Regions from separate parts of the Homo sapiens genome. Here region 1 is linked to region 2. Evidence: read pairs that join two places in POLR2A ChIA-PET (ENCODE). Cell type or tissue: Panc1. All regions are shown on one strand. Each heading gives the region's core, and the rest is flanking DNA. Links, peaks and the distances in the headings are about the cores only. Region 1 holds the start of RSPO1 (R-spondin 1). Region 2 has its middle 9.8 kb from the start of EPHA10.

Evidence for each region. ChIA-PET counts read pairs that join two places held together with the same protein. Peaks named below come from ENCODE experiments on the same cell type or tissue, not always from the same donor. Only the 100,000 strongest peaks of a DNase experiment are listed, where the experiment ranks them.
Region 1: POLR2A ChIA-PET joins it to region 2 with 7 read pairs; 3 of 35 experiments call an interaction of 5 or more read pairs at or near these places.

Annotation. Positions count from the first base shown.
Region 1 is chr1:37,629,957-37,639,318 of GRCh38, forward strand. RSPO1 (R-spondin 1) reads right to left here and starts at 4,936. Exons shown (of 7, transcript NM_001242908.2): 1 at 4,610-4,936; 2 at 2,331-2,397. RefSeq lists enhancers at 634-803, 705-1,218, 3,227-3,754, 4,283-4,810, 4,811-5,337. In Panc1, for the core only: no CTCF peak of the experiment used is centred there; no DNase peak of the experiment used is centred there; H3K4me3 peaks cover 905 bases; H3K27me3 peaks cover 3,584 bases.
Region 2 is chr1:37,770,242-37,779,603 of GRCh38, forward strand. It overlaps the pseudogene ACTN4P2. Among named protein-coding and RNA genes, the nearest start is that of EPHA10, 9.8 kb to the left of the region's middle. In Panc1, for the core only: no CTCF peak of the experiment used is centred there; no DNase peak of the experiment used is centred there.

The DNA of each region.
Region 1 (9,362 bases), core at 571-8,570, 140 kb before region 2:
GGAAGGAGAAAGAAGGGTTAATTCTGTAGTACCATGAACACTCCCACTTATGCCTCCTGCCCTACCCAGAAGACTGGGAGCTCAAAATGTTTGGACATTACAAGTTACCTACCTAGCACCTTTCTAGAAGAAATCTGCTCCTTTTCCTGTCTTACAGAATTCCCTAACCTGGGACCGGAGCCGGCAACCTGTGTAGCCAGAATATGGCAGACATTCAAACCAAACTTGTGGATCACTGATGATTTCTCAATAACGGGAGCCAGCTGGTCCCACCCCTGCTTCATGTTGTCCAGCTCTAACTGGAAGTCCTTCCTTAAGTCTACCCTACAGACCTCATGCTGCAGTAGTATCCTGTCTCTTGAAGAGGAGCTCTCTCTCTCTCTCTGTCCTTGCATGAGTGACCCCTCAGCCTTTTCTTCCCGGGGCTGAGTCACCCATGTGCCTTTCACCTGTCCTGGAGTTAGAGCAGTGGCCCCCGGCAAGCTGGCAGACCCTGCCTGGCCCTCTGGGCTTGGCGGGAGAAAAGGAAGTAAGGCTTCCCCCGGCCACAGAAACTCTGACACAGCAGGCCCGGCGGGCCTGGCCTTTGTGAGAGGATAAAAGAGGCAGCAATGCCCGCCCTGGCCAGAGACACAGAGAATGGGGATAATCCCCCAGCCCAGCGAGAGCCAGGTCTCTGGACCCGCTGGCCGGCTGGGGTGATGGGGGCAGGGGAGCCGGTCCCTCCCCTGATCAGATGTGTCTGGGAAGTTGGACATCTGAGCCCAACCTGGGAGTGAGAATGAAAACCCTGCTTCCCCGTCACGGGATCACACACATGCTCTGATGCTCTCAAGGTTCTTCCACAGCAGCGGCCTGCCCACGCACACCCCACACTCCCCCACACACACCCACACCACAACAGAGCATGCAGGCCAATAGCACAGAGTCTCTGTAGATGCCAGGGAGCCATCACCTTCCCCTCCAGTGGCTAGATGCCTTCGAACAAGTCATGTAGCCTCACTGAACCTGTTTCACATCTATAAAATGGGGACAAGCATGACTATGTCACAGGCTAGCTGAGAGTCAGAGAGTTCAGGCTCAGGAATGAGAAATCTGAGGTGCTGGAGTGGAGGTGCCCCTCCCACCCCCTGTCCTAATCCTTTCCCCTCTAGGCTCTTCAGTGCCAGTCCACCCCCTCGCCTGTCAGGGAGGCCCCAGCAGAGCCCACCTGCACGGGAGATAAATCATTATCCCCTAAGGGAGTTCAGTACCTCCCTCCTTGGCCTCTCCCGCTGGCTTTGAAGGCCAGACACACTCAAGTGGTTAAGCTGCCTGTGAGAAGTGTTTACATGAGGCTGATGGATCCCACCTGGTGCTGTGGCCTGAGCCAGAGGAGATGCCCCCAGCTACCCCCAAATGCCCGTCAGCTGCCAACCCCTGCACGCCCCTCCAGTACTCCCTGCCTGATTTACCAAAGCCTTTCTATCCTCCCCAGCCCCCACTACACAATTCTCTCACCCACAGATTATAGATGTCCAGTTGAGTTTATCAAACTGGGGTCTTCTGGCCCAAGTCTGTAGTCTCAGAGGCTGGCTGTACAGCATGATAGTCACGGGCATAAACTTCAGAGTCAGACTGCCTGGATTTGAATATTGGTTCTGCTACTTATTAGCTATGTTACCTTGCTTAGCTGGTCTGAGCCTGTTTTCTTATCTGCATGAAGGTTATTGTTGTTTATAACTTAAATGAGTTAATACACAAAACTGCTTAGAATGGTGCTGGCACACAGTGATGACTCAATAATATTTGCTGTATTTGTTATGACCAAAGCTTCACTTTGTGTCTACATTCTAATAATCATTCAAAAGGCAATATGAACATGTTCTGTATCATCTGGATACTAACCTTAATACTGAGTACTGTTATGCAATTTCCATATTTGCATTTATCTTTATGGTTGATTGCCTCGACACCAAAGCGATCACTCAGAGTGATAGGATTTGCCTTTAATTGCAGCATTTCTCAAACTAAGGTCTGAGAATCCCTGGTAGATCTGTTCCATGAGTCCTTACAGTTGACAAACACTGCATTAGACAAACTTGGTGTTAACCCTGGATCTGAAAGACTTTGGACTCACTGCGTGATCAATATCCCTGGGGTTTTTTGGGGCACAAAATGTCCCCTATGCATCTCTGCATTCCTTGTGCCAACCTGTCATGGTGCCTGGCAATTGAGGGTGAGTGCTCGGCAAATGTTAGCTCCCTTCTTTTTCCTCCCTCTCCTCTCCCTCTAAATTCCTTCTCAATCCTCCCAGGTCCTAGTTTTCAGCTGACCCCTGCCACACTCACCCAGTCCTTGCCAGCGGTGATCTTCTGGCCCACTCCCACCTGAATCACCAGGAAACCACAATCTCAGCTGGAAAATCGTAAGGAGGATCCAGATGTAAATTTCACTGAAGCAAGTGACACTGGCCTCCCCCACCTCTGGGATGGGAAGAGTTGCAAGCACTTTTTGAAAATGTACATATAGAATCAACCCTGTAAAGGGGCTAAGAGTTCCTCTATACCAGGGGGTACAAATGACATATATGATTGAAGCTGGATGTGGAGGGGGTAAACTGGAGGGTAAATGCCCCATCTAAAGGGAGCATATGCCGTTCAGCTCTGACTGATTGTTGAAAGATCTTCTGATTTTCTAAAAGAGGAGTGGAAAATCCAGGATCTTACATGAAATCTGATTTGAAATGCTGGACAGGTCTCGGACTAGGAACCCTGCAGCACCAAGCCTCAGAGGGCCACAGGTCCCTGCCTCAGTGGCTCCACATTCCTGCATCTAGTCCCTGACCCCATATGCGCACACACAGGCATGCACTCTTGCAGACATGGACAGCATGGGCTAGGGCTGAGAGAGGAGATATGAGCTGATGACTCCCTTTTAAGCAGGCTGCTTCATTTCTTTTAGAGTCCTCTGTCTGATTTCCTTTGAGCCATGGGCTATATGGCACTGGCAGTTTATGTTTTTGAGGCTCACTCTACACAGATAGAATGGGGACTGCTGGCAGTGCCTCAGGTTATTGGTGGGGGTAAGAAAGGGCATTTCTCTCTGCCACTGTGGGGGTGAGGGATTCACACTTGTTAGATGCCTCCCTCCACCTGCCATGTGCCAGGTCTTCGTTTACTCCTCACAATGGAAGGAGGAAGGTAGAATTATTTCCATTTTACAGGGGAAGAGACCTGGCCCTGAATGGTTAAGTGTCCCAGGGGTTACAGACCCAGTTAGGGACCTGCCCTCAGGTTTGCTACCCAGGACTGGGTGTGGGGAGGGCGGGGCAACCCGCTGGGAGCTGCTGAGTGTGGGGCACAACCCAGCTTGGGGAGTGGACCTGCAAAGTGGGGACGGGGCTGGTGGCAGAGGCAGAGCTGAGAAGGGAGACCAAAGCGAGAGGCCACAAGGGCCTCGGAGGGGAGTATACAGGTCGGGGAGGGGGACACAGCTGGAGGTGGAGCTGAGGGCAGAAACTCAGCCCCGGGAGGGGGCTGGAATCACTTTCACCTTCTTGCCTGCAATACCGTCAGAATAAAGTGGTACTCCATCAGGGGCCCGATACAGACCCAAAAATGTAAACTATCTAGATAATTTCGCATTAGCCCTCCCCGGGCCGGGCTACAGGCTGGAGAGTTTTGGCCGCCCAGCAGGCTGGCAGGCGGGGGCAGAAGAATTGCGGGCGGGGGGCGGGACAAAGTATGTGCCTGTCCGACCTGTCGGGATTAGCCTGTCTGTCGGAGCCAAGCCAGGTGCTGGGGCCGTGCCCCCCCTCCAAAAGCAAGGGCAGCGGAGGATGGCTTCTTCACCCCTCCATCACCCCCGCAAGCGCGCACATTCTTCTTCCCTCCCCCACCATCCCGCAGAGGCCCCAACAGGTGCCGAGGGAGACGCGGACCTGAGGTTCCCCTGGCTGGCCCTCAAGAGCCAAGAGAGCTGTCCACGTCTGAGAGGCCAGTTTCACAAGAAAACTCCTGCCCCCAAGCACACTCACTCCAAGTCTGTCCCGGCCCTCCAGGGAGTCCCGGGCGAACATAGCCCCCACCTCTCCCCAACTAAGCGATACCATCGGTTCCTGAGCGCCAGACCCCGAGGGCCAGGGAGCCGCGCCACTTCGCTGCGCACCGGGGGCCGCAGCGCATGCCGCCTGCCACGTCGAACCCAGGCCCAGGCTGCGGACTGGGGTGGGGGTCACCAGAGACCGTGGGACTTGGGGGAATCCGAGCCAATGAGCCCCAGGATCAAGAACTTCTGGATTGGAGGCGGGGTATAAACAGGGCTGGTGGACTTGGGGAATTCAGGACTGCGAGTGAGGATGATCACCCGGGGCTGCGGGATGGAGGGGAGTTCGAGGGGAAGAGGCTGCCTGCTGGATTGAGGGCCGACGGGGGCGGCAGACTTGCAGGAAGGGTGCAGGAGGTGCCCTGTCCTGATCGCCGACCGGAGAGCGATCAGACTCCCCTTCCTTTCTGTCTCCCCCCACGCACCCAGCTAGAACCAGCCCCGACGGGAGGGCCCGCCGCGCCCCAGCTCCCGGGGAAGGGGGCGCTGGGGAGAAGGATGGGGCAGCTACGAGGGGACTCACCTTCGTGCTGCCAGTCGCGACGGGGGCAGGCCCGGGAGGGGCGAGGGCGCGGCCCGCTCACCCGCCCGCTGCGGGACTGTCCTGGGCGCCCGGCTCGCCTGCGCTCCGCCCGCCCGTTCCCAAGTTGCTCAATCTGCGGACGGCTCACGCCCTCGGGGCCAGCGCCCCACCCGGCGCATCGGTCCTCCGGGGCGGCTCGGAGCTGCCCTCGTTCTCCGCAGCACCCGAGCGGATGCCCTACTCTGGCCGGTCGCTCCGGGCTCTCTGCCCTGCGCTGGTGCTCTCCGTCGCGCCTCCGCTCGGCCGGAGCTCCCAGCCCGGAGAGGGGCCAGTCCTCTGCGAGCACCAGGGAGGGAATCCCCCCCTTCGCAGTCCCCCCCGCGAGCCGGCCCCCCTTCCAGGGATCCGCAAGAAAAAATGGACTGGAGCGCCGGCCCGGGAGTCCACACGTCCTTGCCCGAAGCTGGCGCTCTGCGCTCCGAGCGCGGGGCTGGCGGAGGGACAAGTCCCCAGGACCCTGGGGCAGACCTTCTGCTTTTGTCCCCTGCCCCTCCCCGCGCCCCGGGGATTCCACGCAGCCAGAGAACCCGCAACAACTCCGCTCATCTTGGCGTCAGAACGCGGCCGGAGACCCTCATGAAAACCCCAGTTTCCCCATCAGGAACCTGGAAAGTGACAAGGAACAGGCTCCACAGAGCCTGGTGGTCTTGACCACACCCTCTCCCCCTTCAGGGTCAAATCTTCTGTGCATCTTCCCAGTTCAGAAGAAATACCAAGGCTATCAGATCCTGGGCACCGAGGTGAGGACACCTCCAGAGGCAGCTGGTAGGTGAGAGTGAGGGAGATCATACAATAACACTTAGATTCATGTCTGGCTCTATCACTTACCAGCTGTGTGGTCATGCCTAGGTTACTGAACCTCTCTGAATCGCAAGGCTTCATCTGTTCTGAGGGTTCAATGAAATGAAGGCTACAAACTTCTGGTTAATGGTGGGAACCCCATACATGTTTGTGGAATGAGTCTTGAACGGCTACAGACACCTGCAGTGACCCAGATGATGTTGAAGTCAAGCCCGAAGAAGGGAGGGAAGGAGACTCACTTCTTAGAGTGACAAACAGCTGTTCTCCAGCTTCACTTCAGATTGGGAAAGGAAAATGGGCTAAAACTGTAGTTAGTGGGAGTTAAGCTAGAGCAGAAAAGATGTACTGATTGTGTGTGTGTATAGGGGGGGTGAGTAATCAAGACAGGCTGTGGAATCTCCCTCTTAGGAGAGAAGGGGGGAGCCCTGACTATTGAGTTAAGGGCACAGGGTCGTTTACAATGACAGGAGGATGGATGTAATGACCCCTAGAGTGTCCCAATGGCCAGGGAACAGGGATGGTGGATAGCCAGAGAAAGTGGAGCAGTTGGGTCCGAAATGCCCAGTGTCTGGGTTCATTCAGCCAGAGCATTGCCAAGTTTGCAGGAGGCAAACAGTCATTTCCGAGTTGGTCCAGGGGCCCCCTCCAACCTCCAACCCCCACTCAAGTCCCTCCTCTCTCACCTCTGCCCTGAGCCTTCCCTGCGTCTAACCGGCCCTTGGCTATGCTCTGTGTCTAATCAAACAGCCCCAAATGCCGAAAACTCAATGTTTATTTTATTTTATTTTTTTACACACTTGCATAACTCTCTGACAAGCCACGCCAGGCATTGGGCTTTTTGTTTGGTTTTATTTTGTTGCATTTAGGAAAAAAAAGAGGGAGAGAGAGAGAAAAGAGAAGAAATAACACAAACCACACAGCCCTAGAAGCTGTCCTAGGCCAGGCAGTGGGCTCGGGTTTCCTGCCTGAGGAAAAGTCTGTGGAAGTTGGGGGGCCTCGTTACTAGGCTCAGGAATGAGTGAGAAAGGGAAGAAAGCCACCTGGGTGACAGAAGATAACGAATTAGAACCATGTGACAATAATGGGTGAATAAGAAAGAATGTTTCTTGTGCACCTAATGTATGCCAAGCACTGTGTTTTGCACATATATTCTGTTACCTAATTTCGCAACTATTGTAGTTCCTTTCTTTTTTCCTTTTTTCCCATAAATGTAAATTCTGATCCTCAGAGACGCCAAGTCAATTGCTCAGAGACACACAGCCTGCAAGTGGCCAGCCCAGTTCAGGTTATGCCAAATGAGTTGTTTCCCTGGGAAAGCTGTGTTGCTCTAAATTTGCATATGCTGTTCATTCTGCTTAGAAATGTCTTTTTCTCGGCCAGGCGCAGTGGCTCACGCCTGTAATCCCAGCACTTTGGGAGGCTGAGGCAGTCGGATCACGAGGTCAGGAGATCGAGACCATCCTGGCTAACACGGTGAAACCCCGTCTCTACTAAAATTGCAAAAAATTAGCTGGGTGTGGTGGCGGGTGCCTGTAGTCCCAGCTATCGGGGAGGCTGAGGCAGGAGAATGGCATGAACCCGGGAGGCAGAGCTTGCAGCGAGCCGAGATCACGCCACTGCACTCTAGCCTGGGCAACAGAGCAAGACTCCGTCTCAAAAAAAGAAATGTCTTTTTCTCTAATCCTTTTTGTGTCATCCTTCAAAAGGCCTGTATGAAGTTTAGCCTGACCACCTCGAAAGTCAGCCTCCAAACCTTGTGTAGACCTGTACACCACCCATCATTGGCCAATGATGGTCTCTTCCACTGCAGTGAGTTCCTAAGGAACTGGGAGGATGTTCACAGACAAAAGCAGAACTCTGTCCGCACGGAAGAAGGGCTTTTGGATTGGAAACTACTGGCATCTGTGATCATTACTGTTACTCTAGAAAAAGCTGACTTTGTTACTGTCAATTTATAGGCTCCCCTGAAAACTCTAGTCTTCATAACCCTGCTGTTCTCTGAAATCTTTCATTCATTCATTCATTCTTTCTATTTTTTTATTTTTTTATTTTTTAGAAGAAGTCTTGCTCGGTTGCCCAGGCTGGAGTACAGTGATGCGATCTCGGCTCACTGCAACCTCAGCCTCCCAGGTTCAAGCGATTCTCCTGCCTCAGCCTCCCAAGTAGCTGAGATTACAGGCACGCCACCACGCCCAGCTAATTTTTTTTGTATTTTTAGTAGAGACTGGGTTTCACCATGTTGGTCAGGCTAGTCTCGAACTCCTGACCTCAAATGATCTGCCTGCCTCAGCCTCCCAGAATGTTAGGATTACAGGCGTAAGCCACTGCCCTGGCTAGATCTTGTCATCCTTTCTTTCATTGAGGCAATATAGCATAACAGCTAAGTGCATGGACACTAGTATCGGCCGAGTTTGAAGCCCATCTCTACCACTGACTAGCTTAATGTCCTTGGGCAAGTCACTTCACCTCCCTAAGCCTCAGTTTCCTCATCTGTTAAATACATATAGTAACAGTATTAACCCACCACAGTTCTTACAGGGATGACATAAGATAATGCATTTAAAGAGCTTGGCACAATGTTAGGAATTATAGTAAGTACTTAGTACATGCTGGCTCTTCTTATTAGCTATAATTTGGTCAGTGCCTTTATTAGATATCAACCAAGCACTATTGTATCCCAGGCACAGGGCTGGAAATGGAGGATAGAGAAATGAGTATCACACTGTCTTCCTAAGGAACTCCTGGTTTAGTGAGGAAGGCCGACTCAAGAGCCTGGTGAAAGGGTAAATGAGGTAGAGTGGTGGGACAAAATAAGGGGTGACTGTGACTCCTTGAGGGAATCTGAGAAGGCTTCTCCAGGGAAGAAATGCTTGAAAGATTTATTGGCATTTTCTAGGCACATGTGATCAAAAGGCATTCCAGGCAGAGGGAATGGCAGGTGCAAAGGCCCGGAGGCCTGCTGCATCGTGGTGCCCTTAGTGCTATAAGTAGTTCTGCTTCGTGGGGATTTCGGATGAGAGAGGTGAGGCGGGGAAGAGGGCAGCAGATGGGGTGCTTCCAAAAGGACCTTATGGTACCAGGCCAAAGAGCAGGAACTTTACCTTGAGGGCAAGGGCAGCCCCTGAGTGTTGATGAGGCAGAAAGGCAGGACCAGAGTTGTGCTTTAGGAGTGTCTTGCAGCTCTGGTGAAGGCTGAATTTGAAGAGGCGAGACTGAAGGGAGTGAGGAGCCCCAGTGAGCAATAATAAAGTAGATCATTCCCAAGAACACTGCCCAGCTCTTCCTTGTTCCTTTCTCTCCACTTTCCTCCCAGGGGGTCTGCTGTGTCCTCTGGAAGCCCCATACCAGCAGAAACACACTTCTCAGATTCTCTACCTTGTTGTGAGTGAGTTCAGGCTCCTTTAACACACACCAGGGACGCCATCCCCTTTGCCCAACAAAGTCTGGCAATACCACTCATTCTCCTGCACGAGGGTGTGGCATCTGCCTCATTCCACACCGCCCCCCTGCCCTCCCTTTTGTAACTGTTCCTCCTGTTCTACCTCCCTGCTCTCTTCACCTGAGTTATTTCCCCCATGCCCTGCTGTGCTTTCTTTGCTCACACAGGACCCTGGCATCTGTCTCGAGGTCCTCTTCTCTGTGGCAGACTCAAGCATCACGTTGGGGACCTCGTTCTCTATGTCAGTGCTACGCCCAACACCTCTGGGACCTCCTGGACCAGGTCGATACTCTTGTCCACTCCACTTTGGCCTCCCATTCACATGGCCACCCCCTCTTGACCTCACCCAAATTACTCCATCCCTGAAATCATAGGCTTCAAGATCCTCAGACCCCCCCACTCTAACCTTCTGCTCCCAATCTCTCATGCCCTTCCTTCTAATTCAGATTCTTG
Region 2 (9,362 bases), core at 932-8,931:
TTTTTCTTTTGTAGAGACAGGGTATCACTATGTTCCCCAGGCTGGTCTCAAAGTCTGGCCTAAAGTGATCCTCCTGCCTCGACCTCCCAAAGCATTGGGATTACAGGTGTGGACCACCATATCCAGCCTTCTGACTCTATATTTTTGTTCTAGCTCTACTTCTGAGCAGCCCATTTTTAGATTGAAGTTCTTTTAAATTTAAATCACCAAAGTAATATAAACTAATGAAAATTGTATAAGTAAAAATATCCATCCTTTCCACTCCAGATAGTCCCCCTCCCAAATTTAAATTCTGCTAAAGATTGATATGTACAATTCCTGATATTTTCTACCCACACACACAACTTTACAGAAAATTAATACATCTATTAGTGTCATAAACACTGTTGATTATTTACCCAATAGCTTTCCCCTTTCATATTTTATATTGCTGGCAGAGTCCCAGTTTTATTTGGATGTTCTTCTACTGTAGTTGTTTGCTAGTGAAAGATGATCCTCTCCCCAAGTTCAGGGATAAGTAAAGATTGCTGTTTGGTAATCATTCCCATCCCATTCCATGTAGTGTGTGATTACAACCCTGGCCTTCTGAATTAGAAATTATAGAAAAGATTTTCACTCCTAATAAACAGAGATGGATGACAGGCAGCATTCCACTTCTTCTCTGGATGTCATGTCTGCATTTGACACCTGGAGCTGCTGCAGCCATTATTACAACATCATGAAGGGGGATATCTCCACATTGGCAGTTAAGATTTTTCAGTCGTGTTTAACAGGAAACCAAATAAAACTGGCTTAAACAAAAATGAGATTGTATTGGTTGATATAATTGGATAGGAGTAGATCTGTATAGAACAGTAAGATTTTGCATTGGAATTCTGGTAGAGTGCAAAATCACCAAACCTGGATACTCTAAAAAAGAATGCAATTGAAATCCTAGAACTGAAAAATATAATAATTGAATTTAACATAGTAGATGGAGCTGATAGCAGGTTAGACACAGCTAATTCTAGGATTAATGATGTGAAATATAGTTTCAGCATAAAATATCTAGTATCAGAAGAGAGAAAAGAATTGAAAATAGGCATGGGCAAGGACTTCATGTCTAAAACACAAAAAGCAATGGCAACAAAAGCCAAAATTGACAAATAGGATCTAATTAAACTAAAGAGCTTCTGCACAGCAAAAGAAACTACCATCAGAGTGAACAGGCAACCTACAGAATGGGAGAAAATTTTTGCAATCTGCTCATCTGACAAAGGGCTAATATCCAGAATCTACAATGAACTCAAACAAATCTACAAGAAAAAAACAAACAACCCCATCAACAAGTGGGCAAAGGATATGAACAGACACTTCTCAAAAGAAGACATTTATGCAGCCAAAAGACAGATGAAAAAGTGCTCATCATCACTGGCCATCAGAGAAATGCAAATCAAAACCACAATAAGATACCATCTCACACCAGTTAGAATGGCAATCATTAAAAAGTCAGGAAACAACAGGTGCTGGAAAGGATGTGGAGAAATAGGAACACTTTTACACTGTTGGTGGGACTGTAAACTAGTTCAACCCTTGTGGAAGTCAGTGTGGCCATTCTTCAGGGATCTAGAACTAGAAATACCATTTGACCCAGCAATCCCATTACTGGGTATATACCCAAAGGATTATAAATCATGCTGCTATAAAGACACATGCACATATATGTTTATTGTGGCACTATTCACAATAGCAAAGACTTGGAACCAAGCCAAATGTCCAACAATGATAGACTGGATTAAGAAAATGTGGCACATATACACCATGGAATACTATGCAGCCATAAAAAATGATGAGTTCATGTCCTTTGTAGGGACATGGATGAAGCTGGAAACCATCATTCTCAGCAAACTATCACAAGGACAAAAAACCAAACACTGCATATTCTCACTTATAGGTGGGAATTGAACAATGAGAACACATGGACACAGGAAGGGCAGGCAACATCACACACCGGGACCTGTTGTGGGGTGGGGGGAGGGGGGAGGGATAGCATTAGGAGATATACCTAATGTTAAATGATGAGTTAATGGGTGCAGCACACCAACATGGCACATGTATACATATGTAACTAACCTGCACGTTGCGCACATGTACCCTAAAACTTAAAGTATAATAAAAAATATATATATAGGTAAGAGAGAAAGAGACATATGGGACATGGCAAAAAGGCCTAAATACATGGAATTAGAGTCCTAGAAAGAGGAAACAGGAAAGAAGTACTATTTGAAAAGAGAGTAGTTGAAAATTTTCCAAAATTGATGAAAGATATCAAGACACATACTCAAGAAGCACTATCAATCCCAAGCAGGATAAATGCAAAGAAAACTACACTTTTTTTTTTTGAGACAGCGTCTCACTCTGTCACCCACGCTGGAGTGCAGTGGTGTCATGTCGGCTCACTGCAACCCTCTGCCTCCCGGGTTCGAGCAATCCTCCTGCCTCAGCCTCCCGAGTAGCTGAGGCACGTGCCACCATGCCCAGCTAATTTTTGTATTTTTATTAGAGACAGGGTTTTGCCATGTTGGCCAGGCTTGTCTCAAACTCCCTACCTCAAGTGATCTGCCCACCTCGGCCTCCCAAAGTGCTGAGATTATAAGCATGAGCCACCACAGTTGGCCGAAAACTGTATTTAAGCATTTCATAATAAAACTGCTGAAAACCAAAGACAAAGAAAAAATATTAAAAGCAATTAGAGAGGGAGAGACACATTACCTTCAAAGGAACAACATTAAGACTGACAATGGTGGAGTGTGGTGGCTCATGCCTGTAATACCAGCACTTTGGGAGGCCGAGGCAGGCGGATCACCTGAGGTCAGGAGTTCAAGACCAGCCTGGCCAACATGGTGAAACCCCATCTCTACTAAAAATACAAAAATTAACCAGGCATGGTGGCACGCTCCCATAGTCCCAGCTACTGGGGAGGCTGAGGCAGGAGGATTGCTTGAACCTGGGAAGTGGAGGTTGCAGTGAGCCAAGATTGCACCACTGCACTCCAGCTTGGGCGATAGAGTGAGACTCTGTCTCAAAACAAACAAACAAACAAAACACACACACACACACGTACACACACACACACACATGAACAACTTTGGTTAGGCATGGTTGCTCATGCCTGTAACCCCAGCACTTTGGAAGGCCAAGGAAGAAGGATCACTTGAGGCCAGGAGTTCAATATCAGCCTAGGCAACACAGCGAGACTCCATCTGTACAAAAAAAAATACAAGAATTAGCCAGACATGATGGTGTGCACCTGTAGTCCCAGCTACTCAGGAGGTTGTAGTGGGGGATCACTTGACCCAGCAGGTTGAGGCTACAGTGAGCTAGGATCACACCACTGCACTCCAGCCTGGGCAACAGAACAAGACTGTCTCAATTTTTTGAAAAAAGGGCTGAGGCCAGGCACAGTGGCTCATGCTTGTAATCTCAGCACTTTGGGAGGCTGAGACAGGAGGATCACTTGAGCCCAGCAGTTTGAGACCAGCCTGGGCAACGTGGTGAAATCCCATCTCCACTAAAAATAGAAAAATTATCCAGGCATAGCGGCATGCCCCTGTTGTCCTAGCTACTCAGAAGGCTGAGATGGGAAGAGAATCATTTGAGCCTGGGAGGTCAAGTCTGCAGTGAGCTGTGTTTATGCTACTGTACTCCAAACTGGGAGACAGAGCGAGACCTGTCTCGAAAATAAAATAAAATAAAAAGACTGACAACTGACTCTTTCATAGAAATGATAAAATCCAGAAGATGATGGAATGGCATCTATAAAGTGCTAAAAGAAAATATCAATCTAAAATGCTATACTCAGTGAAAATATTCTTCAAAAATGAAGGTAAAATAAATATGTTTTCCCACAGTCAAAATTCTTCACAGATCCACACTAAAAACATATTAAAGGGAATTTTTTTAAAAAACTCAAAAGGAATTATGAACATCCAGGAAAAAAATAAGGTCAAAAGAAAGTAAATATGTGGGTAAAAATAAATGAACAATAACTGTATAAAGTGATAATGTCATGTGAAGTTCTAAATGCACATAGAATTAAAACATCACAAAAATAGCACAGAGTGTGGGAGCAGATAAATGGAGTTAAAGTATTTTAAGGTACTTGCATTGTCTATGAAGTGGTAAAAGAATTAATTTATATTAAACTTTAGCAAGTCAAGGATGCATGCTGTAATTACCATGGTAATCATGGAAAAATAGTAATAAAAATATGTTACTAACAAGCTAATGTAGAAACATTTGGAATAATAAAAATAATCAAAAAAGATTTAGAAGAGAGGAAAAAAGGAACATCGAACATGTGGGATAGATAGAATACAAATACTAGGATATCTTGAAACTCAGATGCATAAATAACTATTTTAAATATAAATGGACTAAATATTCCTATTTTAAAACAAAGATTGGGCCGGGTGCTGTGGCTCATGCCTGTAATCCCAGCACTCTGGGAGGCTCAGGCAGGAGGGTCACTTGAGCCCAGGAGGTAGAGACCAGCCTGGACAATATGGTAAAACCCCGTCTCTGTGAAGGAATACAAAAAGTAGCTGGGCATGGTGATGCACACCTGTGGCCCCAGCTACTTGAGAGGCTGAGGTGGGAAGATCACTTGAGCCTGGGAGGTTGAGGCTGCAGTGAGCCATGATTGTGACACTGCACTCCAGCCTGGGTGAGAGTGAGACCCTGTCTCAAAAACTAAAACCAAACAAAATAAAATAAAATAAAAACAAAGATAGTCAGATTGAGTTTCTAATTTACTTATTATTTTTATTTTTTAGTATTAAAAAAATTTCTTAGAGACAGGATCTTGTTCTGTTGCCCAGGCTGGAGTGCAGTGGTGCAATCATAGTTCACTGCAGCCTCAACCTCTTGGGCTCAAGCAATCCTCCCACCTTAGCCTCTAAAATAGCTAGGACTACAGGCATGTGCCACTGTACCTGGCTAATTTTTTTAAAAAATTTTGTAGAGTCAGGGTCTTGCTATGTTGTCCAGGCTGCTCTCGAATTGCTGGCCTCAAGAAATCCTTCTGCCTCAGCCTCCCAGAGCACTGGGATTATAGGGGAGAACCACCATGGCCAGCCCAGATTGGATTTTTGTTTTGGGGTTTTTTTTAATTTTTTTAAATTTTTTATTTTTTATTTTTTGAGACAAGGTCTCATTCCGTCACCCAGGCTGGAGTTCAGTGGCATGATCACAGCTCACTGCAACCTCTGCCTCCTGGACTTGAGTGATCTTCACACCTCAATCTCCTAAGTAGCTGGGACTCCAGGCGGATGCCATCATGCCCAGCTAATTTTAGTACTTTTCTTTTTTTGGTGGAGATGAGGTTTCACCATGTTGCGAAGGCTGGTCTTGAGCTCCTGAGCTCAAGTGATCCATTTGCCTCAGCCTCCCAAAGTGCTGGGATTATGGGCATGGGCCACCACACCTGGCCCAGATTGGGTTTTAAACAGCAACTTTATACTGCTTTAAAAAACTTCCACATAGCCAGGCACAGTGGTTCATGCCTGTAATCCCAGCACTTTGGGAAGCCAACGTGGGCAGATCACCTGAGGTCGGGAGTTTAAGACCAGCTTGACCAACATGGAGAAACCCCATCTCTACTAAAAATACAAAATTAGCCAACCATGGTGGCGCATGCCTGTAATCCCAGCTACTTGGGAGGCTGAGGCAGAAGAATCGCTTGAGCCCGGGGGGTCGTGGTGAGCCAAGATCGCGCCATTGCACTCCAGCCTGGGCAACAAGAGCGAAACTCCATCTCAAAAAAAAGAAAGAAAGAAAAGAAATTTCCACATAAGGATACAGATATGTTAAAGCAAAGGTTGTAAACAAACAAACATACAAACAGGATAGTATGTGCAAACGGTACATAATACAAACAGTAACTAAAAGAAAATCAATATCGCTAAACTAACATTGTAATTTTTTTTTTTTTAGACGAAGTCTTACTCGTCTCTCAGGCTGGAGCGCAATGTTGCAACCTCAGTTCACTGCAACATCCGCCTCCTGGATTCAAGTGATTCTCCTGCCTCAGCCTCCCAAGTAGCTGGGATTACAGGCAAGCGCCACCACACCTGGCTAATTTTGTATTTTTAGTAGAGATGGGGTTTCATCATGTTGGTCAGGCTGGTCTCGAACTCCTGACCTCAGGTTATCCACCTGCCTCAGCCTCCCAAAGTGTTGGGATTACAGGTATGAGCCACTGCACCCGGCCTTTTTTTTTTGAGACAGTCTCACTCTGTCGCACAGACTGGAGTGCAATGGCCTGATCTCGCCTCACTGCAACCTCCACCTCCTGAGTTCAAGTGATTCTCCTGTCTCAGCCTCCCAAGTAACTGGGATTACAGGCATGTGCTACCACGCCTGGCTAATTTTTTGTATTTTTAGTAGCAACTGCCACCAACCAGAACCGCAAAATGTTGGCTGTCTACCAGGGGCATGAGCAGTTGATGGAAAATTACAAGAGGCTGGCCAGTGATCTCCTGGAGTGGATTCAGCAAAACAGCCCCCCTGACTGGAGAACCCCATACCCCAAAAGACCTTCCAGGAGATGTAGCAGAAGTCTTTCATGACTACTGGTGCATCCACAAGCTGTCCAAAGTGCAGGAGAGAGGCCAGCTGGAGCTCACCTTCAACACGCTGCAGACCAAGCTGCACCTAAGCAACCAGCCTGCCTTCATGGGCTCTGAGGGTAAGATGGTCTTGAACATCAACAACAGTGGGCAGCACCTGGAGTAGGCCAAGAATTGACATGAGGAGTTGCTGCTGAATGATATTCACAGGCTGGAGCAGCTCAACCACCTGGCAGAGAAGTTCCAGAAGACCTCCATCCATGAGGCCTGGACCGATGAGAAGGAAGCCAGGCTTAAGCAGCGGGACTATGAGACAGCCACCCTATCAGACATCAAAGCCCTTATCCACAACCATGAAGCCTTCGAGAGTGATCTGGCCATACACCAGGACTTTGTGGAGCTGATCAAGGCTCTGAGAGTGGAAAAAACTCAAACTACTTTTCCTCTGCTCTCACACAACCCAGAATGCTTCTGTGACCAAATGTGTGTGGGGTTTTCCCCACCCACGGAACAAGCAATCAAATCTGCAGCAGACACAAGCTGGTTGTCCTCCAGTTCAATTCAATTCTGACTTTATCTACCTGGAGATAGTGTCAGATCCCACAGGGAAAGGGCTCAGTCCTGCAATACTGCCTCCACTTCAGATGCTAATCACAAGCCCAATTATTTTTGCCTGTGCTTCAGACCAACTCGCTATAAATTGGGGATCCTGCTACCCGCTACTTGGGTTCCATTAATTTGCTAGAGCAGCTCACAGAACTCAGAAAAACGCTTTACTTACTTTGGCTTGTTTATTACACAGGATATTACAAAGGATACAGATGAAGAGACACATAGGGCAAGGTGTGGGAAAGGGGACTTGGGACTTCCATGCCCTCTCTGGGGATGCCACTCTTCAGGAACCTCCATGTGTTCAGCTCTCCAGAAGCTCTGTGAACCCTGTCTTTTCAGGGTTTTATGGAGGCTTCATTATATAGGCATGATTGATTAAATCACTGGCTATTGCTGATCAACTTAATCTTCAGCCCCTCTTCCCTCCTCAGGGGTTGGGCAGTGGGGCTGAAAGTCCCAACCCTCTACTTATCCCTTGGTTTTTCTGGTGACCAGCCTCCATCCTGAAGCTCCCTAGGGGCTGCCAGCCATCCATCAACTCATCAGCATACAAAAAAAAGACATTGTTTTGGAAATTCTAATTATTTTTTAGTCATTGTATGCCAGGAAGCAGGATCAAAGACCAAATACATTATTTCACAATATCATAGAGGACACTGCCCAGGAACTCAACGAGCTGGATTACTGTGACTCCCACAGTTGTCAATGCCCAGTGCCAGAAGATTTACAAGGAGTGGGAAACCCTGTACTCTCTGACCCACAGTCACAGGGAAGCCCTGGAGAAAATGAAGAAGCAGCTGGAGGCCACTGATCATCTGTACCTGGAGTATGCCAAGTGGGCAGAGCCTTCTACAACTGGATGGAGAGTGCCGTGGAGGAGCTCCAGGACATGTTCCTCATCTACAATACTGAGAAGATTGAGGGCCTGATCTCAGCCCACAGCCAAAAGTTGACCCTGCCAGATAATGATAGGGAGAAAGAGGCTATCCTGGCCACCCACAAGGAAGCCCAGAGGATCACAGATAGCAAACATACCAAGCTGTCAGGCAGCAACCCCTACACCACTGTCACCTCCCCCGACCCCACACAGTTCATCCACTCCCAGTGGGCAAAGGTGCAGCAGTTGGTGTCAAAGCAGGATTATGCACTTCTGGAGGAGCAGAGCAAGCAGCAGTCCAACGAGCACCTCCACCACCAGTTCTCCAGCCAGGCCAATGTCATGGGGCCCTGGATCCAGACCAAGATGGAGGAAAGTGGGTGCAGCTCCATCAAAATGAAGGGGAACCCAGAGGACCAGCTAAACCTGAAGCAATATGAGCAAAACATCATGGACCACAAGCTGAACCTGGACCTGCTGACGCAGAGCACCAGCTCCTCCAGGAGGTCTTCATCTTCAACAACAAGCATATCAGCTACATGGTGGAACACATCCGCACGGCTGGGAGCAGCTGCTCACCACCATTGGCTGCACCATCAGTGAGGTCAAGAACCAGATCCTCACCTGCAATACCCAGGGCATTGGCCAGGAGCAGATGCAAGAGTTTCAGGTGTCCTTCAGCCACACTGACAAGAGCCATGGCAGGGTGCTGGGGCTGAAGGAGTTCAAGGCCTGCTTCATCAGCTTGGGCTACAATGTGGAGGATAACAGCAGAGCAATGCTGAGTTCAACTGCACCGGGAGTGTGGTTGACCCCAACCATAGCAGCCTTGTGGCCTCCCAAGCCTTCATCAACTTCAGGTCTTGGGAGACAACCAACGTAGACACAGCCAGGTCGTTACCTCCTTCAAGGTCATGGCAGGGGACAAGAACTTCATCACAGCCGAGGAGCTGCAGGGAGAGGTGTCTCTGACCAGGTCAAGTACTGCATTGCCCACCTGACCCCACAACAGGTCCCCAGTGCCATGCCTGGTGCCCTTGTCTACAAATCCTTCTCTATAGCTCCATACAACAAGAGTGACTATGAGGCTCCTGGTGAGACTCGTATCAAACACCCTTCCTCGTGGCCTCTGGTAGGGGCTGGGAGAGCCCTTTGCCCCCTTCCCATGGTGTAGGCCTCTACAGTCCCCATTCCTCTGTCTCTGTTAAAAGAAAGAAAAGGAAGGAAGATAGAAAAAGACTGGAGGACACAGAAGGGACAGGGGA